3 separate regions of the Mus musculus genome follow, and all the other regions are linked to region 3. A link is a loop called in an ENCODE intact Hi-C map of the cell type or tissue named here. Cell type or tissue: left cerebral cortex. All regions are shown on one strand. Links, peaks and the distances in the headings refer to the core of each region. The heading gives the core; the rest is flanking DNA.

Region 1 (10,119 bases), core at 771-8,770, 100 kb before region 3:
GCCTGACACCTTGATCCCTTCAGACCAGAGACATTCAGCAACAAGATGCCACAGTCTTTCAGCACCGTTAGGCTCCAGGTGTTCTTGAATTCAAAGTACTTGTAGACTAATGAAGCCCCCATTTCCTCACTACCTGATTTCCCCGTCTCCCATGTCCTGCCATCCAGAGGCCCATAAAACTGAAATGCCCTAGCAATGCCCAGACTCCCACCCCCACCCCCTTTATCCTAGGGCAGGGTACTTAAGCCAGTGTAAATTCAGATTCCTGGAATCCGGGATCACCTAGCAGTTTCCCCTTTCCCCTCTCTAGGGCCTGGCTTTGCTATGGAAGATTGTGTGCTGTCAGCTCAGCAGAGGCAGGCAGCTACAGGGATCAAGCAGAGACCGCAGAAGGCCTACCCTTTGCACACCTGTAATTCCGGGGCCAGCAATTGATCCCCAGAAGACCCACCCCCACCCCAACCTTGCAGATTTCCCACACTATAACCCCTAGTACATTCAGGTCCCTCCCCTGTGAACCTCTTCCATCTCAGTTGGGGGTTGCTCTGAAAAGCTCAGTATTGTTTTGTAGTACTTCCCCATGGAGAAGAGAGGAGCCACAGCCTCTTTTCCCTAAGTAGAGACACTAGGATCAGGTGTCCTGGATAGGAGAACTAAGATTTCAGAGCCAAAGTCTTGATGGTTCATGGGCTTAGGACCTACATCTGGCCCTAAGTACCTGGGAATGTACACTTGAATCATTTTTCATTACCCAGACTTGGGTGGCCTTGTGGGGGTTCAAGGGATGAATATTTGTGTCACTTCCTTTAAATTATTAACTATTTATTGTATCCGGAACCTGTGATTCAGCTCCCCCAAGCAGATCCTGGGATGGGTGAGAGAAAATGGGGAAAGAGGGTGTCCCTCCCATCCCCCTTCTGCCCAGCTCTCATCAATTGTCAGACCCACCAGAGCTGAGGGCAGAGGGACTGGGGGCTGGGGCAGCCTGCGTCCCCATCCTCTCTTTGTGCCTCGGTCTCCCCCCCTTCCATGGTAAGCGGGGGAAGCTCCATTCTTAACCTACCTCGTTTTGGGAAGGGGTGGGGAGGGGGACCAGAGTGCTGTATGGTGCTGTGAGATCTTCGGATTAAGCAGTGGGGACTTGGGGAAGGTTCCCTAGTCCCCCATCTCCAGTACCCCCTCTCCCAGGTCCCCTTGCCCTGTTCCTTGTCGATACCCACCTCTGATCCATGATTACCTTTCATTGCCCCCATATCTGGGGTGCATGGAGGACTGAACCCTGGGAGCCAGGAAGACCTCAGATCCTAGAGCTCCCGAGCCCAATTTTCCAGCTGCTTGCCCCCCAGACCTTGGGGGAGGTCCGCCAACATTTCTCTTCCTGATCTTGATTCCAAGCCAGTCTGTAACCTTGTTAGTGTCAGGGCAGGCTGATGTGGAGGGAGGATGGGGGCCAAAGACCCAGCCTTGTCATTGGGGGAGGGAGGGGACTTGAGATCTGCTCCAAGAAATGTCTGTGACTGTGTCTCCGCCTGGTCTTTATTCGTGTTGGTGCGCCCTGTCCCCTTGTTTACCCGAAGGGCTTGTCTTTACTTCTCGTCCCTCTACATTCTGCAGTCCTGAGCTGGTCATCTGGCTGGTTTATATGTCCAGTCAAGTACATTTACTAAGCCCCTAATGTGTCAAGCCCCATTGTGACTGGCAGCGACACAGTGAACAACGGGAGGGGAGGGGGTTCAGTGGGTGTGCGCAGGGGCCAACCAGCACTAGCCATTAAAGTAGGAATTGGGCTGGTAAGTTGGGAATGGATTTAAGCAAGGTGGATCCTGGGAGAGGAGGGTGGAGAGGCTTTGAGTGACATTTTGTTACCCCAATGGAATGGAGTTAAGCAAGGTGGATCCTGGGAGGGGAGGGTGGAGAGGCTTTGAGTGACACTTTGTTACCCCAATGAGTGAGATGGGACCATAAGAAGGCTCCCAAGTATTGATTTGCATTTTCAAAGGCTATCGCTGTGTGAGGAAGACTCCTGGGGTCGTCCCTGTGGAGCTGCAGGTAGTGTCTGTGAGAGGGAAGAGGGAGGTTAATGGATGTTTGGAAAGACTCCATAATTGAAAAGAAATGTGCTCGCTTGCCCATAGGTATGTGTATGCACCACCTGGCTCCTTGGTATCGGGCTCCCTAGAACTGAGCCATGTGGTTGCTGGGAACCGAAACCCAGATGCTCCGTAAGTACTCTCTTGCTTAGCTCTCTCTCCAACCAGAGCTCCTAGGTTTACACATGGAGTTTGACAGAAGGCTGAAAATGTTGCTCAGTGGTGGAACACATGCTTAGCATGGGCAAGAGCTTGAGGTAAGGCCCAACACCAAAGAAGGAGTAAAGGTTATTAGCCCAAGGATTTTGTTTTGTTTTTAATATTTTAAAATTATATGTGGCTCCATGCATGTGACCTGGAGTTTCTGGTGCTTGTGGGCCACATACATGGAACTTGTGGTGATCTTCCTATGAGGACACATGTCTAAGTCACCAGATCTGGTTTTGAAACATTATTTTGTATTTATGTACATGTGTGTTTGCAGGGATGCCCAAAGAGGCCAAAGAGCATGGTGGATCCTCGGGTGCTTACGAACCCCCAGAGGTCAGTGCTGGGAGCCAGCTTTTGAGAGAGCAGCAAGTCCAGTTCCCCGACTTCTTGGATTTTTGTTTTTGGACAGGGTTTCTCTGTGTAGCCCTGGCTGTCCTGGAACTCACTCTGTACATCAGGCTGGCCTCGAACTCAGAAATCCGCCTGCCTCTGCCTCCTGAGTGCTGGGATCAAATTCGTGCGCCACTACGCCCGGCTTTACTTGTTATTAACTAAGGATGCACCTTAACATATGGACCATAATCCTCACACTTTTAAGAATGAGTGCTTGAGGGGGCTGTCGAGATGGCTCAGTGGGTAAGAGCACCAACTGCTCTTCTGAAGGTCCTCAGTTCAAATCCCAGCAACCACATGGTGGCTCACAACCATCCGTAATGAGATCTGATGCCCTCTTCTGGTACGTCTGAAGACAGCTACAGTGTACTTACATATAACAATAAATAAATCTTAAAAAAAAAAAAAAATGAGTGCTTGAAACATTGGGTGTGACACAAACCTATAGTCCCAGATCTTGGGGGGCTAAGATAGGAGGGTCTTAGTGAGGCCAGATTCCATTTAATATATTAATGGCTGGAGAGATGGCTCAGTGGTTAGGAGCACTTGTTCTAGCAGAAGACTTGGGTTTGGTTCCCAGCACCCACACAAGACTTCACGACCACCTGGAAGTCCTGGAAGTCCAGTTGCAGGAGATTGTAAGCCTTCTGACTTCTGTGGGCACAAGGTACGCGCACACACATGCACACGCACACACACACACACACACACACACACACACATACACACACACGACATTCAGGCACATAAAACATATACTTTATTGCCCTTGGATCCCAATCGCATAGATGGAAAAAACCAGTTTGGCAGAAACATTAGCTGGCAAATGGAGTCAACCCCAGTCCCATCGGCTTGCCTCCCCCTTAGGATGGAGTTTCTCAATGGCATCTGCTTTTTCTTTCGAAGGCCTACAGAGGCAGAGAGTCTGGCTAACACTGGACCCACTGTGAGGTGGAAGGAGGGTCTGGCTGAGGTGGGAGAGTGGATGTGAAGACGTGCTGAAAATCTAATCCTAAAGTGGAAGAAAAACAAGTCGGATGGGACTTTCGGTCTGGGGTGCACTAAGAACAAAGGGCAGCTGGGCGTGTCACACGCCTGTCAACCAGCAAACAGAAGGAGGAAGCAGGACTAAGAAGCCAGCCTGAGCTACATAAATGTATAAATCGAGACCCTGCCTCCAAAAGTATAAAAGTTAAATAAGTTGCTTTTTGCTTTTTTTTTTTTTTTTTTTTCTTGAGAGTCGGACAGTAGGGACACCCGAGCCTCCTGCGACCTCGTAGATCCAAACCTCAAGCTATAAAATTTACACTGGACAAGTTACCTGAAGGGTGCGCGTGGCGCGCGACCAAGCCAATAGGAGCGTGGAAGCGCCTTCGCACGAGAATATGGTTGGATAGCAGCGGGAGAGAGGAGGCGGAGGGAAGAGGGGGCGGAGCCTTTCCCTGGCGGAAGGGGGCGCGCGCACCGGGTCCGCAGACGGAGTTGCCATGGATGGGGCCATGGTAGCGGGTGACCTTCTGACACTGGGGTAAAAGATTCGGTGGTGTGGCCTGGGGGTACGGGAAGGGCGCACTCGCCTGGGGACGCGGACGCAGAGGGACTCGCACTGACGCGTGCCCCGCCGCAGGTACGATGCCCTCCCGGAGGGGGCGTCTCGGGGTCCCGCGTGTGCAGACTTCAGGGCGCTGTGCGCGCGGCTGGCGGCCGAGCTGACGGCTCTGGGAGCTCTGGAGCGGCGAGAGGAGGGCACCGCAGTGCTGGGCGCCGGCCACGGTGCGTGAGAAGCTGGGTGGACGGCGGGTAGAGCCGCGGAACCCGCTGCTTCCTGATGGCTTCTTCCTCCCGCAGGCCCGGACACAGAGGAAGAGTTCCTGCGGCAGTTGGCCGGCTGGCTGCGGGCGTTGCACTGCCCGGATCGCGCGCTCTGCGGCGGAGACTGCGCCACCGTGCTGCGGGAGCCCGGCGGCGGCCTGCGTCTGCTGCGTGAGCGAGCTTGGAAGGCCCAGGGTGGTGGCGGTGGGCGGGGCCTCTGAATGGGGCGGGCTCTGACGCTCAGACTGGACTCCCGTGGGTGTGGCCAAAGCTTTGCGGCGAGCTTGAAGGCCGCAGGTAGATAGGCTAGGGTTAATTAAGGCTTGGCTTGAATTCTGACAGAGGCCTCTGAAAACTTTAATGCGTTGAGTTAAACGCCAGTTGGGTGGTTCTGAAGTGGACCCACATCCCCCATTGTCGGTGGGTGAGGCTTACTCTGGGGGAAGGGCCAAGGTTCTGGTTGGGTAGGGATCTACTCCTCTTTTTAGGGTTTCTTTGCTCTGAGCTCCAGGCTGCCCGCCTCTTGCATCTAAGGCTCCAGCGGGATTCTAGCCCTGTGCCATCCTTTGGAGAAGGGACAAAGAAGGCGAATGGCGTTGTTCAGGAACTGACGCTAACTCTTCAAGCCCTGGGGCTCCCCAGACCCCTGCGTGGAACCCTGGCTAGCCAGCTACTTCGGGAGTTTCATGACAAGGTAGAGAGAGTCTCCTCCTGAGGTACCTTACTTGTGGAAAGGAGCCTGTTTTCAAAACCAGCTCTAAAAAGGATGACCCATCGACAGTGGCCATTCGTTCTAATTTGCTTTTTGCTGTGATAAAACACTGACCAAAGCCAGCTTAGGGGAGGAAACCGTTTGTTTCCCTTCACAAGTTACAGCCCACCGTTGAAGGAAACTGAGGCAGGAACCCAAGCCTCAAGCCAGCCATGGAGGACAACCGTTTACTAGCACATGCCTCCCGGCTTGTTCAGCTACCTCTTATACAGCCCAGGCCCAGAGTGGGCTGGGCACGCCTATATCCAATAGCAATTGTCAAGTTGGCAAAAGTCGTTAACACTTCTGAGACCCAGGTTCACAGGGTTGAGGGAAACTAGAGCCCCTGAGAAGGTCCATCCTGTTTGTGTCTCACTGGCTTCTAATGATTCTCCCACCAGATCTCTGAGCTGCTGCCGTCCCTGCCCCCGGAGTCCATGAAGCCCCTCCTTAACTCGCAGCTGGATGCATCCCGATGGGTGAGAACATGTGCAGATGGCTGTGAACAGTATCTACCCAGAGACGGGACCCTGGGCATGACCAAGACCTTTCCTTCCAGGAAGCCCTGGAGTCTCTGTCCCAAAGCCTGACAGAGCAGTACTGCTGCCGCCGCTGCCTCCTCCTGAAGCGCCTTGACCTCACAACATCTGCTTTCCACTGGGGTGACCGGGCAGAGGTGTGGGGACCATAACAAGAATAAGCAGGCCCGCCAGAGGAGCTCGGCTGCAGGGAAGGGGGTCGAGGGCGAAGAATATATACTCTTGGGGATCCTGGGGCCCAGGCCACTTTAGAATCTTAAGATTGCACTTTTCATTTTATGTGTCTTACCTGTATGTGTGTGCACATCATGTGTGTGCAGTATCCACAGAGGCCAGCAGGGGGTGATGGATCCCTTGGAACTGGAGCTATAATGTATACCACCATGTGGGTACAGGGGACTGATCCCAGGTCTCCTATAAGAGCAGTACGTTCCCTTAAGGTCAAGCCATCTCTCCAAACCACACTTCACAATCTTACAGGGTTTAAGACTTCTAGACTCCCAGGGCCTCAAGGGCATTCTAGAAATCCCAGCTCTCAGCTGGGAGTGTCCTCAGAACTATTTACCGTATGTAACAAAATAGACAATAAGGCTATTTTTTTTAAAACTGTTTTTGTGTAGCCATGACAGAAAATACCAGAAACCCAGAGTTTTTTTCAGGAAAAACAAGTTCCTTTTGGCTTATGGTTTTGGAGGCTGAAACATGTAGCCTTGGACAGGTGCTGGCCAATGTCCCATCCCATGTCACCATAACACAATAGGACTTGCAGGAATCCCTCCGATGGTGGTACCCCGTGATTGTCGGCCAGGCTCTAGTTCTCACATGGTCAACCCCTTCTGAGATTTTGTTTCTGCTTCAACTTGCGAGGTAGCTGAGGCTGATCTTGACAGTCCCTCCTGACCCTCCCTCTTCCCTAGTGCTGAGACTCCAGGGTTACTCGCATCCAGCTCTCCACCACAGCACATGCACCTTGGAGAAGCACCCACTCCCTCCAAAGCACACGGAGGCCCTGAGTAGGGATGAGCTCTTGGGCATCTTCTCCGTGTATGCCCTTCTCCTGCTCTAGGCCCACGGAGAGGTCATGAAGGCGGTGCTGTCCCCAATCCGAGGGCTTCTGACTCCAGAATCTGATGTCTCTATCGCACATGTTCTGGCTGCCCGAGCTGACCTTTCCCGCCTGGTCCCAGCTACCAGTGTGGCTGCCCGACGAGGGACCAGTTGTGCAATCAACAAGGTGGGCACACCTGGGGCGGGGAGAGTCTGGGCATCCTTGGCTTTTAGATTGGTCTTTTGGGGGTTTCCCTGGTTCAGTGTTCTCCTTGGTTCCTGGCCTCTGGACTCAACTGAATTCATACTACCTACTCTGCATGTCAGCTAGAAAGATTTTTTTTTCTGAGACAGGGCTTCCCTGTGTAGCTTTTACTGTCCTGGAACTCTGTAGACCAGGGTGGCCTCTTAACTCAGAGATCCTCCTGCCACTGCCTCCTGAGTGCCAAGATTAAAAGTATGTACCACCGTCACACCTTCCTCCCCGCCCCCCCCCTTTGAGATATAGAGTCCTAGGTAGCCCAGGCTAGCCTCCAACTCATTATGTAGCCAAAGGCTGGGTATAAACTCTTCCATTTCCCAAGTGATAGGATGCTGGGGGACACCAGCACCCCCAGCTCTCTTTACCTCCTACTGAAACTCAAGTCTTATCAACTCTTAGGTGCTTATGGGTGATGTGCCAGACCGTGGGGGGCGCCCCAGTGAGCTGGAAGCTCCCATGCCTACTTGGAAGAGCCGACGAGAAGATGGAGGAAGGGGGAAGGCTGGCCAACAGCGCTGGGGCCGCAGAAAGAAGAAGAAGTGAAGGGCCTTTGAGGGACGGTTGCAGATTCTGCCAGGCGCTGATGCTGCTGGCACTCCTTCAGGAGGCACTGAGGGGTTATCCTCGGCAAGCCTGGCCTTCCCTATTCTAGAGGCCCTAAATGCCCTACACCCAGCCGCCACTCAACACTATGAACCGTGTTGTCTGAAAAATAAATTTAGTTCTTTTGATGGCTATAGGATCTTGTTTCTGTTAGGGACCAGGTCAGGGGTGTATGGGTTTGTGGGAAAAGACACATTGAAGCATCGGACTTTATAGGTGCTCCCTGGTACCAACTCAGCCAGGTAGTCTATCTAGGCACAGCTAGATAATAGAGATAAACATCTCTGCCTTTGGGGAGTGGTTCCTGGCAAGGAGGGGCAGACATTTAACAAGATAAATAGTGAATCTCTCGCTTGTTAGAGGACCAAAGTGCCAGAGAGAAATAAAGCAGAAGGGAGAGGGGTTCAGAACATGTCTGTGTGACAAGTCTTGCGGTCAGGAGCCCCACCCCCCCTCCCCGCCCAAGGGGACATCACTGGAGCAAAGTTCTAGAGCAGGTAAGTCATACAGACCTCTGGCAAGGAGCATTGCAGGTAAAGGGAGGGAACCGGCAGTGCAAAGGCCCTGGGGTAGGAGTATTTGGGGCATGTTCTAGGAACCCAGTGGCCAGTGTAGGTGGAAGAGGATGAGGAAAGGTGAGCTGTGGGAAGGGAAGACAGGTGGTGAGGAGCCATCTTGCAGAGCTTTGTAAACCATAGGACTGGGTTTTACCTTGAGCAAGCAAAGGAAGATGTTTTTCACACACTGCCCACACCAGCCCCTTTTCTGGCACTGGTTAGAACCCTGTCCCCTCCACGCTCACAGCCTCCCAAGCCCATGCCAACAGCCCGTGCAGGCCGCTGGCTCAGAGCTCCAGTTTTAGAACAGGCGAGTCTTGCCTCCCACACCTGGGCTTGAAGGTCAGCCTTACTGAGTCTTCCTCCTCGGATGTGGGGAGCTGGGGAGCACACAGCTGGAGCCCAAGTGCATCCAGCACAGAGCTACAGATAAAAGTGAGGGGAAGGAGTGTGACTGGCAGTCAGTGCGGTGCAAAAGAACGGCTTTTTTTTAGGGGAAAAGATGGTGGGTGCTTTGTCAGAGGCAGAGTGGGGGTGGAGGAGGCGTTGGTTAGGGGAGTAAGGGAAAAGCCTCCAGATGCTCTTCAGACGCTGGGCTTCGAGGAAGCTCTGGATGGTAAGACCCGTGCTGGGCAGGGCACCTGGGAGGAGGAGGAATACACAGTGAGGAGTATGTCATTCCTCCACAACCAGGATCAAGGTCTCACTCGGACTGTGGCTAAGTAAATGAACCAGTACTCCCAGATGGGACCTCTGCCTTTAGGAGTGGAAATTGTTCCTATAACATTTACTTGAGCCCCTGACCTTATTTGGCCTTATCTTTTTTTGGGTGGGGGTGCCATGTTTCAAGTGGATGCTGCCTACGCCGACCCTGGAGAGTACGCCAAGGACGTGTGGGTAGCATGGGTAGGCAAGTGCTCTTGGCCTTATTCTTGCTTTCCCCCTTTTTGTTGTTGTTTGTTTGAGACAGGCTCTCACTGTGACAGTCTGACCAGGATCCTCACCATGTAGGCTAGCCTGGAGGTTGTGGCTATTCTCCTTGTCACAGCCTCTTCAGTGGCAGGATTATAGGTTTGAGCCACCATGCCAAGTTTTTTTTTTTTTTCTTCCAGAATCTTTTTTTTCTGTGCTAGTAGTTATCCACCTTTTCCTCCTGAGTATGTTAAAACCGCTATTATTCTCTGTCCACAATAAAAACTAGTCAGTATCCACTGGGCAGGATGGCTCCTGCCTATAATCTCAACACTCTGGAAGCCAAGGCAAGAGGACTGTGAGCCTGAGGCCAGCCTGGGTTACAAAGTGAGTTGGGTAGCTTTTACCAACCGGACATAAACTAGAGTCACTTGGGAAGAGAGAATCTCTCTGCTGAGTAATTGCTACCATTAGATTGACCTGTGGGGATGACCACAAGGCACTCCCTTGATGAATGACAATGTAGGAGAGCCCACCTCTGAACAAGGGCACGTAGTACCAGACGGTGCAAGAAAGGAAGCCATGGAGAGCAAGCAAGCAGCGCTTCTCCATGTTCTCGGCTTTGGTTCCTGCCTGACTTCCTTTAAAAAAAATGGGCAATGACGTGTACATGCAAGTCAAATAAACCCTTTCTCCCCTGAGTTGACTTTGGTCAGTGTTTCATCCAGTAACAGAAAGCATACCAGGATAGACAATGTCTATCCCCTCCCATCCCGGGGACTGAAGGTTTTTATATGACTTCACTTTTCTGTGATTTCCACACCTGTCTGGTTTGCCCAGACAAATGGCCTGTCTCTCCCAGATCCAGCTAGGGACTCCTTACCACCTCTGGCTCCCAGGAAGAGTGTGAGGATTCCGTCTGGGTCCAAGCATGGCGAAGGTG
Region 2 (10,119 bases), core at 1,037-9,036, 240 kb before region 3:
ACCCACCATCCCCCACTCAATCCTTTGCTCTGAGGGAGGCAGCGGCAGCTGTGAAGCCCATCTGTGTGGAGACAGCTAGGCCCCCAGCAGGGCTGGCTACCCAGGACGAGCCAGACGTTAGCCATCTTCCCTTACTGCTCTGTGGCTCGGATCCCCAGGATGGAGCCCTTGTCCAAGAGGGCAGTGGGCAGCACGTGGGGTGGGCAGTCTCACTAAGATGGGTGAGTTGTTTTCCTAGACACCGGAACTTTGGGGTCAGAGCGTCAGTCACAGGGAGGCTGATGTTAGGTAGCCACTCTCCACTTCTGAGAGGTACGGTAGGCAAGGCATCTGCAATCCTTGATCGGTTGATTGCCCTGCCTGGCTCTGGGGACACTGTTCATCCTGATCAATAGTTTGTATTATCCCCAACAGAACCCTGGTATCAAGCTCTCTGCTTCCAAGTTCACACTGCAGAATGGTTGAAGCAACCTGTGTAAGTTCTGGCCTCGATGCTGCTGCTTCCAGGAAGCCCTCCCAGATATTTTTCCCTGCTGAGGATGGAACCAGGGTTTTGATTATGCTAAGTAGGTGCTCTACTGCTTGAGCCACACCCCTAGTCTCTCACTGGAGGTTTCTAGCAAGCGCTCTATTGTCCTATTGTTCTGTCTCCCCTCCCCTGGAGAAGGGGCAATAGCTCCTCCCATCCCTGGTACCTAAACCCATTGTGCACTTCTGGGCTCTTCTCTCCCACTTTAATGCTATGTTCCGCTGTTCTGTGGCCTCAGCTCATACAGTTACACCAAGCACACTCTCCATAGAGCGGACTAATGGCCTCATCGCTGTGTGATGCCCTATGGGAAGATGACAGAGGGTCACAGTGGGCCGTGCACATCCCCCGTGACCCTGAAGGCCAGGGGATCTGGCCCTGGCCTTCCCTAGGAGCTGGGACTGGGTCCATATGGGGGAGGTGGGGACAGGATGTGAGTCTCCAGGACGCCTCAGGGTCAGTAGGGTATGTTCTCAGGCTCTGTGGCCAGGAGGAATGTTTCTCCGTCTGTCAGGGCCAGCTGTGGCTTGGGGGACCAAGGACAAGGGGCTGCAGAAGGCCAGGGTAATGGGGAGAGGAAAATCCGGACACCAGAGGCAGTTACAGAACCATTAAATACAACTTAGAAACAATCTGGGCTTTGGGGGTGGAGCGCAGAGGCGGGCGCAGTCAGGGTGGGGCAGTGTGGGCCCGGTCCTGGCGGGGGCTCAGGCTGGGGTCATCTGAGGGGCTGGGCTGCGGGAAGCCCGGCTGTTTGTGCAGGCCCCGAAGCTTGGCCAGTAGCTCCTGGACGAAGTCCTACAGACAGAGTGGGATTCTGAGAACAGAGCAGGAGAGAGGCCTCCCACCCCAAGGCCTGTGTCTCTTTGGGCAACAGCTTATTCGAAGTGGGATCTGGGGCCAAACAGGGCGGGAATGGAGCCTAAGATAGGCAAGAGAAAAGGGCAGGGGCAGGTAGAAAGATTGGAGGAAGCTGAAATTACTCCCTGGGTCAATAGTTCTACTGGAGGCAGGAGGATTGCTATGAATTTACACACTGAGTACTTATCTCAAGAAAAAGGGGGAGGGGTGTGAAAAGGCAGCTCTGTGGTTGCTCTGTGGTTAAGAGCAGTGGCTGCTCTTCCAGAGGATCCGAGTTCGGTTCCCAGCAGCCACATGGCAGCTCACAACTGTCTGTAACACCAGCTCCAATGGATCTGAGCCCTCTTCTGGCCTTCATGGGCACCAGGCATGTGTGGTGCACAGGCATACATGCAGACAAAACACTTATCCACTTAAAATAAAGTCAAATAAAAAATAGAGATGGAGAGAGACAAAGACCCTGATCCGAGAGAGACACAGGCTCAGATGGAAGAGGGAGATGTTTCTCAGGCTGAGAGACAGTCCCCAGAGACCAGGTCTGAGCCAGCTCCAGGCCGACTGACAGGCGGTGACGTTTGTCCCTCTGGCATCTAGGAGCTAAGGGGAGAACCGTGAATATTTTCCCTTTTAAAGCAGGGAAGGAAGTGGGAGTGGTTGTGTTGCCCAGCTCCAGGACCTGCAGGATGGGGGCCCTCCAGAGGTATACAGGGAACCCCAGGACGGTATGGACAGTCACGGGGAGCCCCCCCCCCAACCCCCAGCCAGCCAGCAAGGGACAGGCACCATATGGGCAGAAACAGGAGCCCCGTGGGGGATGGGCTCTGAGGCAGCAGCCTGTGGATCCCAGTGACAGATGGGAAAGAGAGGGGGGAGGAGGAGGAGGAGGAGGAGGGGGAGGGGGAGGAGGAGGAGGAGGAGGAGGAGGAGACAAGGATGACAAAGAGCAGGACTGTCCCCATCCATCCTGGCTATGGCCAGCCTTCCCCTCCCCCTCCCCCAGTGAGGTGAGGGGTCCACTCCCTCTGGGAAAGACAGAAACTCACCTCTGTGGGATTTGCACAAGCCTCCAGAAGTCCCTGGGGGATGGGGGAGAGCAAAACAAAACAAAAGCCAAGACAAACAAACAAACAAAAACCAGTAAATAGATGACACCTATTCCCTCAGAGGCCCTTCCCTTTCCCAAGGGAACAAGACTTCTTGATCCGCCCAAGTGGCTTCAAGCAGGAGCTCAGAGTGACCAGCTCCAGAAGGCTAGAAGGCCAAGCCTCTGTGGTCAGGTCAGCGGGGAAGGACAGGACAGGGGCAGCCTGGGTTGGGCTCCTAGCTTTGGACAAGCTGTGTGACCCTGAGCAAACACTTCAGCCCTGCTGAGTCTCATTTTCCTTTCGGTGGTAAATGTTTTATAGCGTTTTGTGGAGGATTTAGTGTCTGGCTTAGCAAGTGTTTAATAAACATGTCAACTTGGCTTGTCCTGTTTAGGGCTCTGTGATTTGTTGGACTGGGGGAGGGACGACTCTCTCCTTTCTCTCCACCTACCTGGATTTTCCGGCATCTTTCCTCTTCACTGTCCAATTCCAATAGCTCATCGATGTTGACCTCGTCCGGCATGTCTGACTCCTACGGCCAGGGAGAGTGGACTGGTCAGAGTCCATGTCTCCCTGTACCCACTCCACAGCCTTTTGTCAAGGGCTCTGGAGGCACTTCACCAACCCCAGGCCCAGCTGGCCGGGCCTGCAGCGATAGATGATGTGGCAGGCAGGGACAGCACCACCGAGTCAGACATCTGGGTGGGGTGTGGGGGTGAGGGGGGTGACAGATGGGTGGAAGGAGGCCCAGGCCTTGGTACCAGCCCGATCAATCGATGCCTGCACCCTTGGTTCAGCCCCGGGGGCCTTGGGGCTGGCACAGGGCTCTCTCCTTGGCTGCAGTCCCTACTCAGCAAAGCAGGCCCAGTCGAGTCTGGGAATGTCAGATTCTAGGATTTGGGGAGGGATTGGCTTCTGCCCTTTCAAGGGAAAGTCTTAGCAGTGGTGTGGGGGAGGGGAGACTGCTGGGGCGGGCCCCTTCCCCTGGGGACAAGAAGGGTTTTGGGGCTTATGGCCAGCCAGACCTCCCTGGGCCACATCACAGGCTGCTCAGTCAGAGAAGTGACCACCTAGGCCCACCATGGCCGGCTAACAGGAATCATCTCTGAGGGGAGGCTAAGGCCTCGTGGTGGTGATACAAAGGATATCTGAACATGTTGTGGACAAGATCCAGCTGTCCTGGGCCAGAGACCACTGGACCTAAGCTTCTACTTTGCCAGCTCTGCTGCCCAGCTGGGCAATGAGGGTGCTGTCCTGTGTGGGAGAAGGGATCTCTGGCATCTAAGTGTGCTGGGCCCGAGACTGAGGGGCCTACTTGCCTTGAGAGAGTGTAGCCAGTGTGGCTGCCTCTCTAGTGTGGCTGTCCCAGGTCAGACATGGCAAGCTGTAGGGACTATCTTTATTTATCTTTTTTTTTCTTTTTCTTTTTTTTAAGATAGGGTCTTTCTGTGTATCCCTGGATGACTTGGAACCCACTCTGTAGAACTGGCTGGCCTCGAACTCACAGAGATCTCTCTGCCTCTGCCTCCTCAATGCTGAGTCTAAAAGGTGTGAGGTGCACCATGCCAGGTTTGTTTTAGACTTTTCAGACAGGGTCTCCTTATCCAAGGTCGTCCTTGAACCCCTAACCCTCCAGCCTTCACCTCTCAAGTGCTGAGGTCACAAGCGTTAGCGGCCCTGCCTACCTTGGTTTCTAGTGTTCTGTGTTCCTGGGACACTTTTACCAGTTCCGTGTGTAATTTCCACAGACGTGTGTGTGTGTGTGTGTGTGTGTGTGCATGCGTGCGTGCGCGCGTGCACATGCACACAGAACTTTAACATCTGCCACTCTGTTTGTAGACAGCCATACTTTTCTTTTTTGGCAGCAGATAATGGCCCATGTAACTTGAGTCACTCTGTGTCCCTGGATAGCTATTGGAGCTTGGAGCACCCCAGCTGGAACTGATGTGTATCTGTGCCCAGCTGTATCTCTTCACTTGGCGCCCAGGGGGGTTGTGTTGTGCGTGCATGTCAGTATTCCATGGCAGGCCATGTTGTCCCTTAACTTAATCCACTTGTGTTCCTGTGAGTTTGTGTGTGGCTCACTTTGGTGCTATGTCTGAGTGGCTGTGACTTCCGTCATCTGTGAAAATTGTTGTTTCCTCTGCTGAGAGTCTCTGCTGTCCTATCTCCCTTGTCACCCATGTCTATGTTTGGCTTAAGGACATCCCCTGTCCCTATCCGTTCTCTCAATATGTTGGCTCTGCCCGCCACCCCCCATCTCATCCCCAGCCCTTCCCAGTTGTCTGGGTTGATTGGACGCACACATGTCTGGGGATCCTGGGTGCATGTCTGAGTGTCCGCGAGCTGGATGCCTCTAAGCACCGAGACCAGCGCCTCGGGCCATGAATCCTAGCAAAGGCCGCAGTCGGTGCACCAGCGAGCAAGTACTAGGGTCACCGAGGTCGCAGGGTTGCAGGGTCTTAGGCTACCTCCGTCCCTCAGCCCCGGCCCCTCTGAGTCTCACCCTGCCGCGGTACAGCTCCTCCAAGCATCCGTCGATCCACTTCTCCACGTCCAGCCGTCGCTGCAGCTCCCGTCGGTCGTACTTGACCGTGACTCGCGCGTGCCGCTTCTGCAGCCCGCTGGGGCTGCCCCCCGGGCCGCGGGCCCGCGACGGGGACTGCAGCTTGCTCAGCACGCGCTTGCCCAGCCGCTGCGCAGCCATCGTACCGTCACCCGCTGCCCCTACTTTGCGCCCTGCCTCGCGCTCCGGGATCTTAATGGCCGGGGCGGGGCCACCGGGGGCGGGGGCTCGTGCTCTGGGACCCGCCCCTCCCCGATCGCCGGGCCTCAGTTTCCCTTCCTGCAGAGGCAAGCTGGCTAATGTGCAGCCTTCAAGCCCGGGGTCCTGCGGGGGTTCAGATGGGTGGGGGCGGGGTGCCCATCTTAGAGTGCCCCAGGGCAGGCATCTCCGGGCGGGGTCCCAGGACACGCTCTAGGGTCCGTCCTGTGCTCCCTCTGGCGGCAGCGAAGGGTGTTGCAAGGGCGCCAGGCCTAGCTGTACGGGAGGGGGATCCCACTGAAGTTTCTCTTTTTAAGAGGGACCTATTAGTCTGGCCTTAAACTCCTAAACCTCCTGTCTCCACCTTCTAAGTGATGCGATTCCAGACCTGAGCCACCACACTCAACTTTTTCTTTCTCACCCCTGCTCCCAGAAGGTGATCGGAAACGGACCCCAGGAGTGTTAAGCCAGTGCTTGAATCATCTTTTAGTTTACCCCGCTCATTCACGCACTTTTCCATCCACTTATTTCCATTTATTCACTTGTTCCTGTTGCGATCATAAAAAGAGATAAAGCTGTACAAGAACATGTTCTGGGGGGTGTGAGGAAGGGGATGTCTCGGCGGGCCCATGCCAAGGCATCCCTTCCCCCTGAGAGACCAGCCACACTGACGGTATACCATGGAATAGAGTTTATTCAGGGCATGGGGAAGAGAGTTAAGAGGCAGAGAAAGGCAGAGAGAAGGAGAGAGTAGAGAAGTAGAGGCCGGCCATGGCCACGTGGAGAGAGGGGGTAAAGGAATGGGGAGAGAGGGGGAACAAGGAGGCAAGAGGGAAGAGAGGCAAGAGTAGGAGAGAAAGAAAGGGAGGAGGGGCCAAGCAGCCCCTTTTATAATGGGCCAGGTCTACCTGGCTGTTGCCAGGTAACTATGGGGAGGAGCATACCTGGCTGCTGCCAGGTAACTGTGGGGGTGGAGTCCAGACAGAATACCAACACTCCCAGTACACATTGTTTACTGAGTGTGTCAACAGCATGTGACTTGGGTGCTTAGGAGGCGGAGGCGGGAGATTCAGGAATTCAAGGTGAGGGTAGGCTACAGAGTGAGCTTCAGAGTCCAGGACAAGCTGAGCTGTGGACCCTGCCCAGATAGATAGATAATGATAGATAGATAGATAGACAGACAGACAACAGCCTGGGTGAGCGAGATGGCTCCCTTGGTAAAGAGGCTTGGTGCTAAGCCTAAGGACCCCGCACATGAATCTCAGCTATTGAGGAAGGGTGGTAAAGACAGTACAAGAGAGGCCGAGGTAGACTGATGAAAATTCGAGGTAAACTTGGACTACATGCTGAGAATTACCTCAAATATGGGAGGCAGGGGTACCTGGAGAGATGGCTCAGCAGTTAAGAGCATCAGCTGCTCTTGTAGAGGAACCGGATTCAGTTCCCAGCACATACACACATGTACACACATGTACACACACACACAAACACACACGATGGCTCACATCCACTTGTAACTCCTGTTTCAGGGAATCTGATGCCCTCTTCTGGCCTCCAAGGGCTCCTGAAGAATACACCCAGCACTCGGGCATGCACAAGCATGTGCTATGTCAGGCACTGTACTAGGCAGCGCAGAACCAAGTCCCCCTAGTGCTCACGCTGCGGCAGTGGCAGTAGGTGCGCTGTCTCCAGTTTATTACATGACAAGGAGAAGTGGATGGTAATGTGACCAAGGGTGTCAAGGGAAGATCCTGGCTTTGCAAGTTGTCTTACTCAGGCCAGAAGCAGCAAGAACCACACTTCCTTATTGCTGAGGGTCTGGGTGAGCTCAAGCCGCACAGGTGGTGAGCAGGCAGTCTGTGCCTGAGCTCAGCGCCACACAACAGCACTTTACCAAGGCGTGTGTGCACGCCCGCGCGTGAGTATGTGTGTGTGTATGATTTAACCATTTGCTTTTTTTGTCTGCTTCTCAACCAGCACTGTACTAAAGGCCAGTAGGAGTTATGCGCCTTGGGCGCAGGCAAAAGGGGGACACACTGGACTGGAGAACGGGTGCAGTCAGACAGGGCTTGGCCTGCAGGCATGAGGAGCTGAGTTAGGATTCCTAGCCCAAGTGTTAGCCTGGCACAGGCAGGAGAGGTGGCTCAGAGGTTAAGAACACTGGCTGCAGCAGGGTGTGGTGGCACACGCCTTTAATCCCAGCACTTGGGAGGCAGAGGCAGGCAGGTTTCTGAGTTTGAGGCCAGCCTGGTCTACAGAGTGAGTTCCAGCACAGCCAGGGCTACACAGAGAAACCCTGTCTCGAAAAAACAAAAAAAGAAAGAAAGAAAGAAAGAAAGAAAGAAAGAAAGAAAGAAAGAAAGAAAAAGAAAAAAAAGAGAACACTGGCTGCTCGTGCGGAGAACCCGGGTCCTACTTCCAGAGCTCACATGGTTGCTTACAACCAACTGTAATGCCCATTTCAGGGGATCGAATGTCCTCTTCTGACCTATAAGGGCACCAGGCACCCAGATGTTATGCATATATATATACATACATTCAGGCAAATGCTTATACACATTTAAAAAAAAAGAGCTGAGTATGGAGGTGCCTGTCTATAGTGATAGTTCTAGAAAATTAGGGACAAGGAGACCCCTAGGGTTCTCCAGCCAACTGGTCTACCAGAATCAGCAAACTGGAAGTTTAGTGACAGACCCTGTCTCAAAATATAAAGTGGAAGTGGATTGAAGCAAACAGCAGATATTGATTTCTGGCCTCTACCTACAAGTACATGACTGGGCACACAAATACATAAGCGCAAGGAGCCATTGTTGGCTACATAGAAAGATCCTATCTGAACCTACCTCCTCTCTAAAAAGTCATTCTTCGGACACACTGCACAATTCCAAACAAATCAGTGTAAAGGATCCTTCCATCCAAGGGGATGCTTTATTCAGCTCCACCTCAGAGCCACACCTCCACCCTTCTCCCTACCTCCTCCTGCTATTATCATCGTCGTCATCATTATCATTATTATTATCTTAAGACAGGGTGTGCAAAAGTTATTGAGCCTGACTGAGACTGGCTCTATAGAGCAGTTCAGATCTGGGTGGGAGACACAGGAGACTGCCAACCTAGATCCAGGTTTACTGAGAGGTCTATTCTAGAAGGAATAAGGCAGAAAGAGGTAAATCAGGGCTCTCAGAGATCTGCTGGGACTAAAGGTGTGTGCCAGTATACCTGACAAAATTAAAGTTAAAAAGACACACACACACACACACACACACACACAGAGAGAGAGAGAGAGAGAGAGAGAGAGAGAGAGAGAGAGAGAGAGAGAATATACACACATCTATGAGGGTGCTTGCCTCTCTCACACACAACACAGCCCTGGGAGGCCTGTGTTCAGCCCTAGAACAGCCCTTGTTATTCATATTATGTCTCTACAAACCCGTGCTTTTCCAAAGATGACAGCTGACCTTTCCAAATCGGCAGGTTTTCACTGAGATGATGATGAGTTGCTCTTTTAAACCAAAGCAGCCAGAATAAAGAGCTGTTAGGCAAGTTCTCTATAATTCTAACAAGGAAATCCCAGTTTGTTTCATTTCAGCTGCGTTTGAACGTGCAGGCTTACCCTGAGAGGCCAGAGCTCTCCATCTTATTTATTTATCTATGTATTTAACACTATTACTCTCTTCAGACACCCCAGAAGAGGGCATCAGAGCCCATTACCGATGGTTGTGAGCCACCATGTGGTTGCTGGGAGTTGGAACTCAGGACCTCTGGAAGTACAGTCAGTGCTCCTAACCGCTGAGCCGTTTCTCCAGCCTCTCCATTTTATGTTTGAACCCGGGAACTGTCAATTTGGCTGGGCTTCCTTGCCAGCAAACCCTAGGCTCCCTCAGCCTCTGCTTCCCTAGCCCTGGGATTACAGCCATCTGCTATGCTGCCCAGCGTTTTACATAGGTGCTGGGGGCTCCAACTCAGGTCCCTGAGCTGGGATGACAAGCACTTTACCAACTGAGCCAGCTGTCCAACTCTTGTTCCCCCTTTTCCCTGACCACCTCTTGAGACAGGGTCTTACTGCACTTGCTGTGTAGAACAGTTGGTCTCAAACTCACAGAGATTTCCGCACGCACATCTGTGTCCTGAGTGCTGGGGTTAGAAGAGGACACTACCATGCCCAGTCTTGTCTCTTTTTGAGACCTTGTTATGTAGCCCAGGCTGACCTGACACGCATCATGTCCTTTCTCCCTCAGCCTTCTTATTCACAGGGATTAGAGGCCTGAGGTCACCTCAGTGGGTACTGAGGATAATTCCATTCCAAAGCAAGAGTCATGGCAAGCATCAAACGTCTACTGGCTGTCGCTGCCTGGTGATTTCTAACAGTGCCTGGATCTGTTCACGCTTGTACCTTCTCGCATTTATAGCAGGACCTGACTCAAAATGTGTGTGGAGTAAGTACGTGCTTCAATGAATGAATGAGTGAATGAATGAATGGTGTTTTCTCCCCAACCAGGATCTCCAGCCACTTGGGGTTGTTTATAAGCACAGAGTAGGAGCTGGAGGGAAGCCGGAAGGGTGGGGATCAGCGTTCTGGGCAAGATAAAGAAAATAGCAGGCATAAAACTACCTTAGTTGCTTAAGGCAAACACTGTATTGATAACTCATGTTTTTTCTGCAGCACACTGGTGACAGTGGCCTTGGCTTCCACAATACCCAGGTATTTAATCCTAAGATTATCTATGGGCTGGCTGTGGTATCGCAAGCCTTTAAGCCCTGGAGGCAGAGGCAGGTAGATCCCTGTTAAGTCTGAGGACAGCCTGATCTACATATAGAGTTCTAGGAGAGCCAGGGTTACACTGAGAGACCCAGTCACAAAACAAGGAGTACCTCTTGCA
Region 3 (10,119 bases), core at 819-8,818:
AAAAAAAAAAAAAAAATTGAGCCATTGGCTTTCCTCCATGCATTGTGGACCTGGTCCCAGGGGGATGGGTGGGACAGCTGCATGGTTAGGGGCAGCCCTGGCTGAGCACAGGTATGCGACTTGGCCTCTGGGGAGAACCCAGTGATGGTAGTGATCTGTGTGACTCTTGCCAAATGTCATCTTTGTGAGCCTCTGATGGCATCCAGCCAACGGACCCCAGGCCTGGGGCTCTTTAAAGACTCAGCAATGCTGCATGTGGGGCCTTCGGCAGCTCAGTATTGCCATGAGTGGGGCTCTGGCCGCAGCTTGCCACTGGGACTTCTTGTTAGCATGACTGGAGTGGCCCTGGCCAAGGAGGGGTCTGCACCTAAGGCTCCAGGACACGGTTGTGGGAGTCTGTGCTCTGTGTCTTGGCTTCCAGATCTTTCCAGATCTGTCTTGCACTTTCTGTCTCTTTGTGTCCTTGTCTGCCTCAGTCTCTCTGTCTCCCCTTCCCTCCAGCTTATCTTGTGTCTTGGGGCTCTTTGTGAGCCGACATCTTTGTTTCGTTCTTGGAAACTTGGTTTGGGCATGTGAAGTGTGGGGTGGAGTGTGGTAGACCCTGGATCCTGTGGAGTTCTCTTAGAGAGGATTACTAGAGTTTGAAAAAATGGGGGTATAGATATACCAGGGCTCTAGTTAGAAGCCGGAATGCAGGAATCAGACCAGGGGTGGGGCTATGGTCATGGCTGTGGCACAAGGAGGAGCAAGGTCCAGGTGAAAATAGGTTGCTTGGCAACCAGGTTAGATGCTGGGTTGTATAAAGTAGCTATAGGTTGTGGTTGGTGCTGGGGTGGTGGGGTGGGGACTTGGGCAAGCACTGAACCCTGTGTCCCCACAGTCAGGTGGCTCAGATCAGGAACGCACCAAGAAGAAGCGCCGGGGGGACCGCTACTCCGTGCAGACATCCTTGATCGTGGCCACACTCAAGAAGATGTTGCCGATCGGACTAAACATGTGTGCTCCCACCGACCAGGACCTCATTGTGCTGGCCAAAGCCCGCTATGCCCTGGTGCTTATCCAGCCCCACCCAGTACCCTACTCTGTTTCTAGGATCCCAGGGAACCCCTAAGATCCAATGGAGACTTTCGGAATCCTGATGTAGCATTCCCCAAAGCTCTCCAGAACGTCAGACACTTACCGAACCCTCAAGGATGTTCTGAACCTTGCGCTAGGATGTGGAGGACTCCATCCAAGAAATCTAAGGACAGGGATACAGTTTAATCCCTAAATGCAACCAAAGACCAATATAGCTTATAGGACCCCAATAAGCTCTGTAGGACTTCACGGGCCTCTCCTCCCACAGCCATGAAACCGCCTTGCCCCCACCCCCAAGACACCTGAAGTCTGAACTATCCCCTGAGACTAAATGAACTCTTTGTAACTCCTCCTCACGACTGAAGGTCTGGGGTCCTATGGGACTTTTCAGCTCACCTCCTTTTGTCTTCAGGCCTCTGCTGGCAGCCAGTGACCCTTTATGAGTCAAAGCCTCTCAGAGTCCTAATGTCCCCTGCCCCAGGACCCCCACTCCCAACCTCTGGCATCTCAAGGGTCCTAGGGATCAATTAATCCAACCCCCCAGAACTTCTTAAGGTAGCCTGGACACCAAGAAAGCTCCTTAGGGCCCACGTCTCCCTTACATAAAATGGTGAGAAGATGCTTTCCAGCCTCAGTAACCCTGAGAAGTCCTCTAGGATTCTGGCACAGGACCCCTCTAAGCATCTGGCAGCTTTCTACCCCACCTCCACCCCAGGGTCCTGAAGACACCTGACTTCTTCCCTCATTTTGCAGCAACCTCTTCTCAGGGTCTCCGAAGGCCACGCCTCAACTTTAACCTCCTAGGAGATATTGAGTACTTGGGACCCTATAGAACCCTCCAGAGCCCCCACAACCCCTACGGCCCTACTTCACCGGCTAACTCTCCCACTGGCCCAGTGTAGCTGGACACTTAATTGGCCTCTCCAACTTCCTATAATCTCTGCTGACCTTGCCATTCCTCCTTGTATCCCCCTCACCTCTCCTGATCCTCCAAGACAACACACTCTATTCAGCCCCTAGAAAAATCCCTCTTTGGGCTATTTGACTGTCACACACACCCCAGGCTCACTAATCCCCTCCGTGCCTTCAGAGTGAGCCTGTGATGTCACTTTAGACATCTGTCTGTCCACAGCCCACAGTTACATTCTTCTCACTTTCCCTAGATCATACCCACACAAGTTCCTCAGCAAGTCAGGCCTAGAAGGGGGAGGGCTGCGGGTCATGGTGGAAGGGGAGGCCTCCAGAGTGACCCAGTGGGCTTTGTCTTCCCAGAAAGATACAGATGAGGAGGTCCGTGAATTCCTTCAAAACAACCTTAACCTTCAGGGAAAGGTAAGTCGTTTGAGGGGAAGTGTGTGAAGCACCCGACATGGAAGAGGGACTTTTTGTTAAATTACATGTATGTATTTAGTGTGTCTTGACATACATGTAGAAGGAGTCAGGGACGACGCAGGAATCAGTTCTCTCCTTCTACCATGTGGGTCTCGGGGGTTGAAGTCAGGTCTTCAGGCTTGGCAGCAAGCCCCCTGCCCACTGAGTAAACTTGCCAGCTCTGCAGAAGGAACTTTGCTTCGCATTCACCTCCTAAGCTTGGCGGGGGGAGGGGGCGGGGGTGCAGCCAGCCAGGGAGGTGCCGTCACTCCCCGGTGCTTACTCCCTTCAGGTGGAAGGCTCACCATCTCTTCGCTGGCAAATGGCACTGTACCGCGGCGTCCCAGGCCGCGAGGAAGATGCCGATGATCCCGAGAAAATCGTGCGCAGAGTTCAGGAAGTGTCCGCAGTGCTCTATCACCTGGACCAGGTGGGCGGGCGCCTCTGTGGCCGAGTCTTTGCATAGGGCCTGGTCTGTGGGCGGGGCCAGATGGTGATAGGAGGGGCTAGGGACAGAGCCTTTCTCTCAAGGAAGCATGGAGCGGTGTGGATCTGGGAAAGGGGCATACTGCATCTAGGGACAAGTGTGATAAAGCACTGGGGCTAGAGTGAGGCTTCTGGAAGGTGCCTTGAGTCTGTTGGCGGGGGTCGGGGGTGTGGGGAGCCTAGGCCTTCCTTTGACGGCTCTGCACGTAGACTTGAACACACATGGACAGCATCGCTAGGGTTAGGTGGAACTTGGGTCATTGCCATGATCTGAGGAGACGTGACAGACTGCCCCACTCCCTAGACGGAGCATCCTTACAAGTCCAAGAAGGCGGTGTGGCATAAACTTCTGTCCAAGCAGCGCCGGAGGGCTGTGGTGGCCTGTTTCCGCATGACGCCCCTGTACAACTTGCCCACGTAAGGCATCCAGGAAGGAGGATAGCACAGGAACTTGGAGGAAGGAAAAAGGACCGAGAGTCCGGAGGATGGAGTACCAAGAGGGTTGATTCTTAGGGCTGAGGGCGGCAGATGCAGGGGGCGGGGGCGGGAGGATGCGGGGGACAGGAGAGGCTCAGGGGTCTGGAGACCTTTGCCTTGCAGGCACCGAGCGTGTAACATGTTCTTGGAGAGCTACAAAGCCTCCTGGATCCTGACTGAGGACCACAGTTTCGAGGACCGCATGATAGATGACCTATCGGTGAGCTGGGGACTGCTTGGGGATGAGGGGCAGGGCTGGGTGGGACTAAGGGAGCCCTCCATAGAGAAACGCGACCCCTTAGGCTTGACTTGGGAAAAGAGACAAAATTCTAGTCCAGCAAGACTATGAAAGGGGACCGATTGGGACTCCAAAAAAGCACCCCCTCCAACCCTCACCCATCCCCCCAGAAAGCTGGAGAGCAGGAAGAAGAGGAGGAAGAGGTGGAGGAGAAGAAGCCAGACCCCTTACACCAGTTGGTCCTACACTTCAGCCGCACAGCTCTAACTGAAAAGAGGTGAGGACTCCTCCCTCCTCAGAAACGTTCCCAGATCCTAAAACCAAAAAAAAACAAAAAACAAAAAACAAAAAACAAAAAACAAACATGGCCGGGCCACGCCTTTAATCCCAGCCCTTGGGAGGCAGAGGCAGGCGGATTTCTGAGTTCAAGGCTAGCCTGGTCTACAGAATGAGTTCCAGGACAGCCAGGGCTATACAGAGAAACCCTGTCTCAAAAAACCAAAAAAAAAAAAAAAAAGAAAGAAAGAAAGAAAGAAATATTCCCAGATCCTTAAAACAAAAATCACCTGACCTTTAATTTTTTTAATTATACTTATTTGTTTATTGTGTGTGCATATCTGCCGGAGGTCAAAGAAAACCTTGCAGGAATCTATTGTTTCCCTCAACCACGTGTGAGTCCCAGGAATCAAACTCATCTTTCCTTGGCAGCAAACTCCTTTGCCCTCTGAACCACCTTACTGGTCCCCAACCATTGGACTCTTTAGTGTCACTCTGTGAGGACAGACAGGTACTTTATATTGTTGCTGAACACATCCTGTCTGAGGGGTTCACAAAAGATGCCACGTGGGTTTATTAAAAGAACATGTCTTGCTTAAGGACTGGACATAGAGCTAAGTAGTAGCACACTTGCTCGGCAGGGACAAGGCCCTGGTTCAACGCCCCAGAGCTGTAACAAAACAAAGCAAGAGGAATAAAAGCATTTGCCTGACAAAGATCAGGATGATATTACAGGGGGTGAAGAGAATCAATATATATGTAATTTCTCTACTAGATAGGAATGGAGACATTTCTAACTCATTTGAACACTTGATAATGAATTAATGGCCATTAATTCATTTTAGTAGTAACTATGGTTGTGAGGATGCTTCTGAGGGGCTGGGGAGATAGTACAGCAGTTAAGGTCTCTTGTGGCTCTTACAGAGGACCCTATACCCATATCCACATATTCAGTACCAACATCCACATAACTGCTGGCCACCATCTATAAATCCAGTTTGGGGATATCTGGCTCCATCTTATGGCCTCTGAAGGTATTGCACTCAGTGCATATATATATCCAAGACACACGCTCACACACACACATTTTTAAACTTTAAAGATTAGCCAGGCTCTGGGTATTGCATGCCTTTTCTCCCAGCACTCATGAGGCAGAATCAGGCGGATCTCTCTGGTCTACAGAGTGAGTTCCAGGACAGCCATGGTCACACAGAGAAGCACTGTCTTGAATAAACTATGAGTGTTGATTATGCCTGATACCATGCTGCGCACCTGACATGCACATTGGCTCACACAGACTACCCTCACCAATTCCTTTTATTTTGTGAACGAGGACATGAAAATTCACAGGGATTTATTTTTCTCACATAGCATGAAATCAAGCTCTAGAGTGTCTGGGGCCGGGCAGGGTGATCCTGATCTGTCAGTCTTAGCTTGGGTCTTAGGAGTCTGCATCAGTTTCTTACTTGCCACTATAAACATCATTCTCCACAGAAACTATGTAAGGGGAGGAAAGATTGTTTCACTTGCTTTTGTTTTTTGAAGGAAGTTTTACTCGAAGGTAACCACACCTACTCATTAAGGCTTCCTGTCAACAGAGACTTTTCTGACTAGAAAGGCCTAAAGAATTTACTATGTGCCTTTCTCACCTCAACCCTCCCTCACCTTTTGAGACAAGGTCTCACTGTGTAGCCCTGTCTACTAGCTCTCTGTAGACCAGGCTGGCCTGCAACTCACAGAGATCCTCCTAGTTCTGGAACCGCACCCCACCTGGCTTTGTTCTTTTTGAACGATCCCAGGATGGATCAGATATGGATCGGATCACCTCAGCCTCCTGAGCGCTAGGATTGCAAGCCTAAGAGGCCACTGCTGAACAGTGTTTCAAAAGATTTGTTTTTGGATGATGGTTTCAGTAGATTTCAGCCGACTGTGGCTGGAAAGGCATGGCATTGGGAGTGTGTAGAGGAGGGTGGTCACATCATGACCATGTGCCAGACAGGAAGAAAGGGCAGCCTTCCCTTCCCCACCCCAGCAAGACCTTTAACTGTTTTTCTCCAGTAAAGGACGCCCTCCCTGGTAAGCTTATGTACATAGCCCATGGTCAAGACTCTGACATCCACCTGTGGCTGCAAAGGATGTGGAAAAGCCAAGTATCTTGTTTCCCATCTGTGGGAGACTCGTAGCTCTGTTACTCTATGTAGGCTGAATTCCAGAGCAAGCTGTATAGCCTCGGCCAGCAGGTCTTTCTTTGTGACTCTTTTTTTTTTTAAAGATTTATTTTTATTTATATGAGCATACTATAGCTGTCTTCAGACACACCAGAAGGGGGCATCGGATCCCATTACAGATGGTTTGTGAGCCACCATGTGGCTGCTGGGATTGGTTGGTAGGTTACCTCCCCAGCAAGACCTCTGGAAGAGCAGTCAGTGCTCTTAACCACTGAGCCATCTCTCCAGCTCCTTTGTGACTCTTTCTACATCTGTAAGATGGGGCTGGTAATATACTTGATGGGACTGCTGTGAGGATAAATTGGTTAATACATGAAGAGCGCCTGACTTCGTCCTAAAACAAAGAGAAACCTCTATTGTAAAATGGACCTCAAGCTGGACATGGGGCTGCATACGTGTAGTCCCAGTTCTAAGGAAGATGAGAGAGCAGCGTTGAAGGCCAGCTTAGGCTACAGCGACAGAATCTGCCCCCAAACAAAAGTCTGGGGACGTGGCTCAGTTGGTAGATTACTTGTCTAGAGTGGATGAAGCCCTGTGTTCAATCCCCAACACCATAAAGAACAGGCATGATGGGACAAAGCTGGAATCCCAGGCCTCAGGAGGTGCAGGCACCATGATAAAGGGCTCAGGGTTATTCCATATTGAGTTTGAGGCCAGCCTGGGCTACCTGAAGCCTTATCTCAATTAAAAACAAAAAGTTGGCAAGGTGTTGCCACTGGGTGTGTCTCTCTGCTTACCTCCTCAGCAAACTGGACGAAGACTACCTATACATGGCTTACGCTGACATCATGGCAAAGGTGAGTTCCTGCCTGTGCTCTGCCGGTGTTCCCATCTCCCCGGCCGCAGTGTCCCACACACTGAAGGGGCTCCCGGGGAGGTGGGTGGGGAACAGGGCATCCACTTTGCTCTCTCACCAACGGATGCTGCTCCCCAGAGCTGCCACCTGGAGGAGGGCGGGGAAAATGGCGAAGAAGGAGGCGAAGAAGAGGAAGTGGAGGTGTCCTTTGAGGTAAGGGGAATGGGGGAAACTCTTGACTCCCGTTCACTCTGTATGTGACCAGAGTGCTGCACCTGGGCACACAGTGGCAACAGAGGGGGAGGCGTTGGTGAAGGGTAGGGCCAAGATGGGGCCAGCTCCAGGGGTACAGCAGCTCAGACACAGAGTGAGAGGGTGCCAGGGAGGGCTTCTCAAGGAAGAAAGTATCTGAGAAGGATAAAAGTAGAATACAACAGCCAGCTGTGGTGTTGGAGACCTGCCATCCTAGTGTTCAGAAGGATGAGACAGAAGAATCATAAGTTCGAGGCCAGCCTAGGGGACATGAGGAACCTGCACTTTAAAAAAGGAAGGAAGGAAGGAAGGGAGGAAGAAAGAAAAAAGATGTTTAGAGGCTAATGAGATGGCTCAGCAGTTAACAGCACATTGGCTTTGCCCAAGGACCTGATTTCTGTCCCCAGCACCTACATGGTGGCTCAAAACCACCTGTAACTCCAGTTCCAGGGGTTCTTGTGCCCTCTTCTGGTCTCTGTGGGCACTGCATGCATACAAAAAGTGTCCATAGAGACATTCAGATCTGCTTATACACGCGTGTGCGCACACACATGTACATAAAATAAACACACCTTTAAAAATATATTTAAAATACAAATCCATAAGCTGGACATAGTGACTGATTCATGGTTATAATACCAGCACTTGAAAGTCTGAGGCAGGAGGATTGCCAAAAGTTCCAGGCCAGTCAGAGTGATACTGTAAGACCTTTGTCAAAGCAAACGAACCCTGCATTAAGTCTAGAACTGGATAGTGCCTGTCCTTTATGTAGTTATCTGAAGCAAGATGTAGCAGGCGTTCATTAAGAGGTTATAGTGCATATTACGTGATAGATATTTCAAGACATTTGAAACTGTAATGTGATGTGAGTGCATTTGTGAGTCTTCTTGGTAACAGTAGCAAGAGTTCTGGCAACATTTGCACAGCATAAGGAATTCCAGGTTTCCACTGGAGAGTGACAGACAGGAACATAGAGCATGTTCATAGACTTTAGGCACTGACCTGCTAGAGGTCTGCAGACATGAGCCAGGTACAGGAGAGGAACAGAATTTGAGCCCACTGGGGCATGCATGGAGAGTTGGCGGATATGGCTGTAGCTGAGAAGACAGATGAGGGAGAAGGACGAGGCTCTGGGATCCCAGGCTAGGCTGCCACCGAGCACTCAAACCTGTTCCCACCCCAGGAGAAGGAGATGGAGAAACAGAGGCTCCTGTACCAGCAGTCAAGGCTGCACAACCGGGGTGCTGCTGAGATGGTACTGCAGATGATCAGTGCCTGCAAAGGTGCTGTCTCTGCCCCCCCATCCCAGGCACCCCCTCCTTGCCCCTGTGAACACACCTGCCACATCCTCCCCAGTCCACTCGCTCCCTGCCAACCCTGCTTGCCCCCTCTGCATGCCTCCAACCTACATACATACTTCAGCTCCTGCTGATTTTCTGGGGTGTCTGTCTTTTGAATCTCCCCTGCACTCTTTGGTCACACATAGAACCCTGTCTGTACATAAACTTCATCCCCCTCTTTCACCTACCTATGGTAGGTTGTGTGTGTGTGTGTGTGTGTGTGTGTGTGTGTGTGTGTGTGTGTGTGACTGTGAAAACCTCAGGCTGAACAGGTCATTTATTTTATTAATTTGTTTCTTGGCCTGGTCTCTGCGACCTCCAGGAGAAACGGGTGCCATGGTGTCTTCCACCCTGAAGCTGGGTATCTCCATCCTTAACGGAGGGAACGCTGAAGTGCAGCAGGTAACAGCCGCGCAGGATCTTGGGAAGAGGGGCTGAGAGGGGGCGGGGGCAGGGGGGTGTTGTTGAGTGGCTTCCAGGCGCCCCCCACCCCCATCTCCTGCCACTTCCACTGCAGAAAATGCTGGATTACCTGAAGGACAAGAAGGAAGTGGGCTTCTTCCAGAGTATCCAGGCGCTGATGCAAACGTGCAGGTGGGGGTCTCCCTTACAGTTCTGCTCTGCTGAGGGGCGGGGCGATGGCGGGGGTGGGGCCTGGGGGCGGGGCGTAGGCGGGCTCTACTTACACTCTCCTGGTCCAGGAAAAGGGCCCTACACAGAGGAGTACAAATACTAGAGCGTTTACTAGGAAGAATCTCACAAGTTGTAAGACCGAGTTGTGGGTCGTGGTGGTGCTCACCTTTAACCCCAGCATTTGGGAGGCAGGGGCAGGAGGATCTCAGTGAGTTTGAGGCCAGCTTGGTCTGCAGAAGAAGAGGGAGTGCCAGGACAGCCAGGGCTGCACAGAGAAACCGTGTCTGGGGGTGCGGGGGCGGGGGGGGGGAGAGGAAGGGAGAAGGGAGGGGGAATGGACCCACTGAGTTATGGGCTAGCATTGTACCTTGGCAGCAGAGCCCTGCCTAAGCTGTGCAAGACCTGAGTTCCTCCTCCACCATGGAAGAGAGGATAAGATGTGACACATGGTGGGGGGTGGGGGGAGCACTCAGAAAGCAGAGGCAGGAGGATTACAGAGAGTGTAAAAATACACTGAGCTACAGGAGACCCTGTCTCAAAAAAGGAAAAAAAAAAAAAAAAAAAAAAGGAGGGACAAGGGGAGAGTAGTAATGAAGGTTCAGACAAGTGGAACCTTGGTTAGTGACAGTTCACAGAAGGGCCCCAGCAGGGCTCACCGGCTCTCTTAGAAGACCATATTCGTCTGGCTCTTCCACCATTTTTCTTTCCTCCCTTCTTGCTGTCAGCTGACTTTTCTCTAACCCTCTGTAGGATTGGCTAACTGATGTTTTCTGTGTCTTCATGATTTCAGCTTGCATACTTCACAGGGCCCGGGTGGTGGAGGCTTGAGGAAGAGGGTGGGATGGGGATGGGGTGAAGAGAGAGGCGGGAGGGGCCTGAGCATCCAGGCAGAGGGTGAAGGGATTGAATAGGGGCGAAGGCTGGAATGGTGTCTACAGAAGACGA

The links. A loop is a pair of places that touch in the nucleus more often than their neighbours do. Peaks named below come from ENCODE experiments on the same cell type or tissue, not always from the same donor. Only the 100,000 strongest peaks of a DNase experiment are listed, where the experiment ranks them.
Region 1: it touches region 3 in a loop (2.4-fold over the local background); 4 of 42 quality-filtered maps call a loop at or near these places.
Region 2: a loop joins it to region 3, with 5 times the contacts of the local background. A loop is called at or near these places in 17 of 42 quality-filtered maps.

The regions. Positions count from the first base shown.
Region 1 is chr7:29,150,232-29,160,350 of GRCm38, reverse strand. It overlaps Rasgrp4 (RAS guanyl releasing protein 4), which reads right to left. Exons shown (of 17, transcript NM_145149.4): 16 at 10,060-10,119; 17 at 6,390-8,905. The coding sequence ends at 8,849. Fam98c (family with sequence similarity 98, member C) reads left to right here and starts at 4,141. Exons shown (of 8, transcript NM_001146023.1): 1 at 4,141-4,221; 2 at 4,321-4,466; 3 at 4,542-4,676; 4 at 4,994-5,199; 5 at 5,658-5,735; 6 at 5,816-5,932; 7 at 6,862-7,029; 8 at 7,504-7,841. The coding sequence starts at 4,181. The coding sequence ends at 7,647. It overlaps Spred3 (sprouty-related EVH1 domain containing 3), which reads left to right. Exons shown (of 6, transcript NM_182927.3): 6 at 1-1,522. In left cerebral cortex, for the core only: CTCF peaks have their summits at 3,017 (motif pointing left), 4,140, 4,662 and 6,103 (motif pointing right); DNase peaks (open chromatin) are centred at 4,079 and 4,689; H3K4me3 peaks cover 1,685 bases; H3K27ac peaks cover 583 bases.
Region 2 is chr7:29,284,398-29,294,516 of GRCm38, reverse strand. Ppp1r14a (protein phosphatase 1, regulatory inhibitor subunit 14A) reads right to left here and starts at 5,197. Exons shown (of 4, transcript NM_026731.3): 1 at 4,982-5,197; 2 at 2,927-3,007; 3 at 2,434-2,466; 4 at 1,127-1,327. The coding sequence starts at 5,182. The coding sequence ends at 1,199. It overlaps Gm45977 (a long non-coding RNA gene), which reads left to right and starts at 6,218. Exons shown (of 4, transcript XR_003946629.1): 1 at 6,218-6,321; 2 at 9,478-9,675; 3 at 9,903-9,941. In left cerebral cortex, for the core only: CTCF peaks have their summits at 5,483 (motif pointing left) and 6,821 (motif pointing left); DNase peaks (open chromatin) are centred at 3,234 and 5,438; H3K4me3 peaks cover 1,616 bases; H3K27ac peaks cover 2,994 bases.
Region 3 is chr7:29,045,821-29,055,939 of GRCm38, reverse strand. It overlaps Ryr1 (ryanodine receptor 1, skeletal muscle), which reads left to right. Exons shown (of 106, transcript NM_009109.2): 71 at 881-1,051; 72 at 2,350-2,409; 73 at 2,741-2,878; 74 at 3,239-3,351; 75 at 3,535-3,631; 76 at 3,820-3,926; 77 at 6,899-6,950; 78 at 7,088-7,162; 79 at 8,385-8,484; 80 at 8,864-8,943; 81 at 9,059-9,135. Among named protein-coding and RNA genes, the nearest start is that of Gm26604, 21 kb to the left of the region's middle. In left cerebral cortex, for the core only: CTCF peaks have their summits at 4,951 (motif pointing left) and 7,672 (motif pointing left); a DNase peak (open chromatin) is centred at 4,950.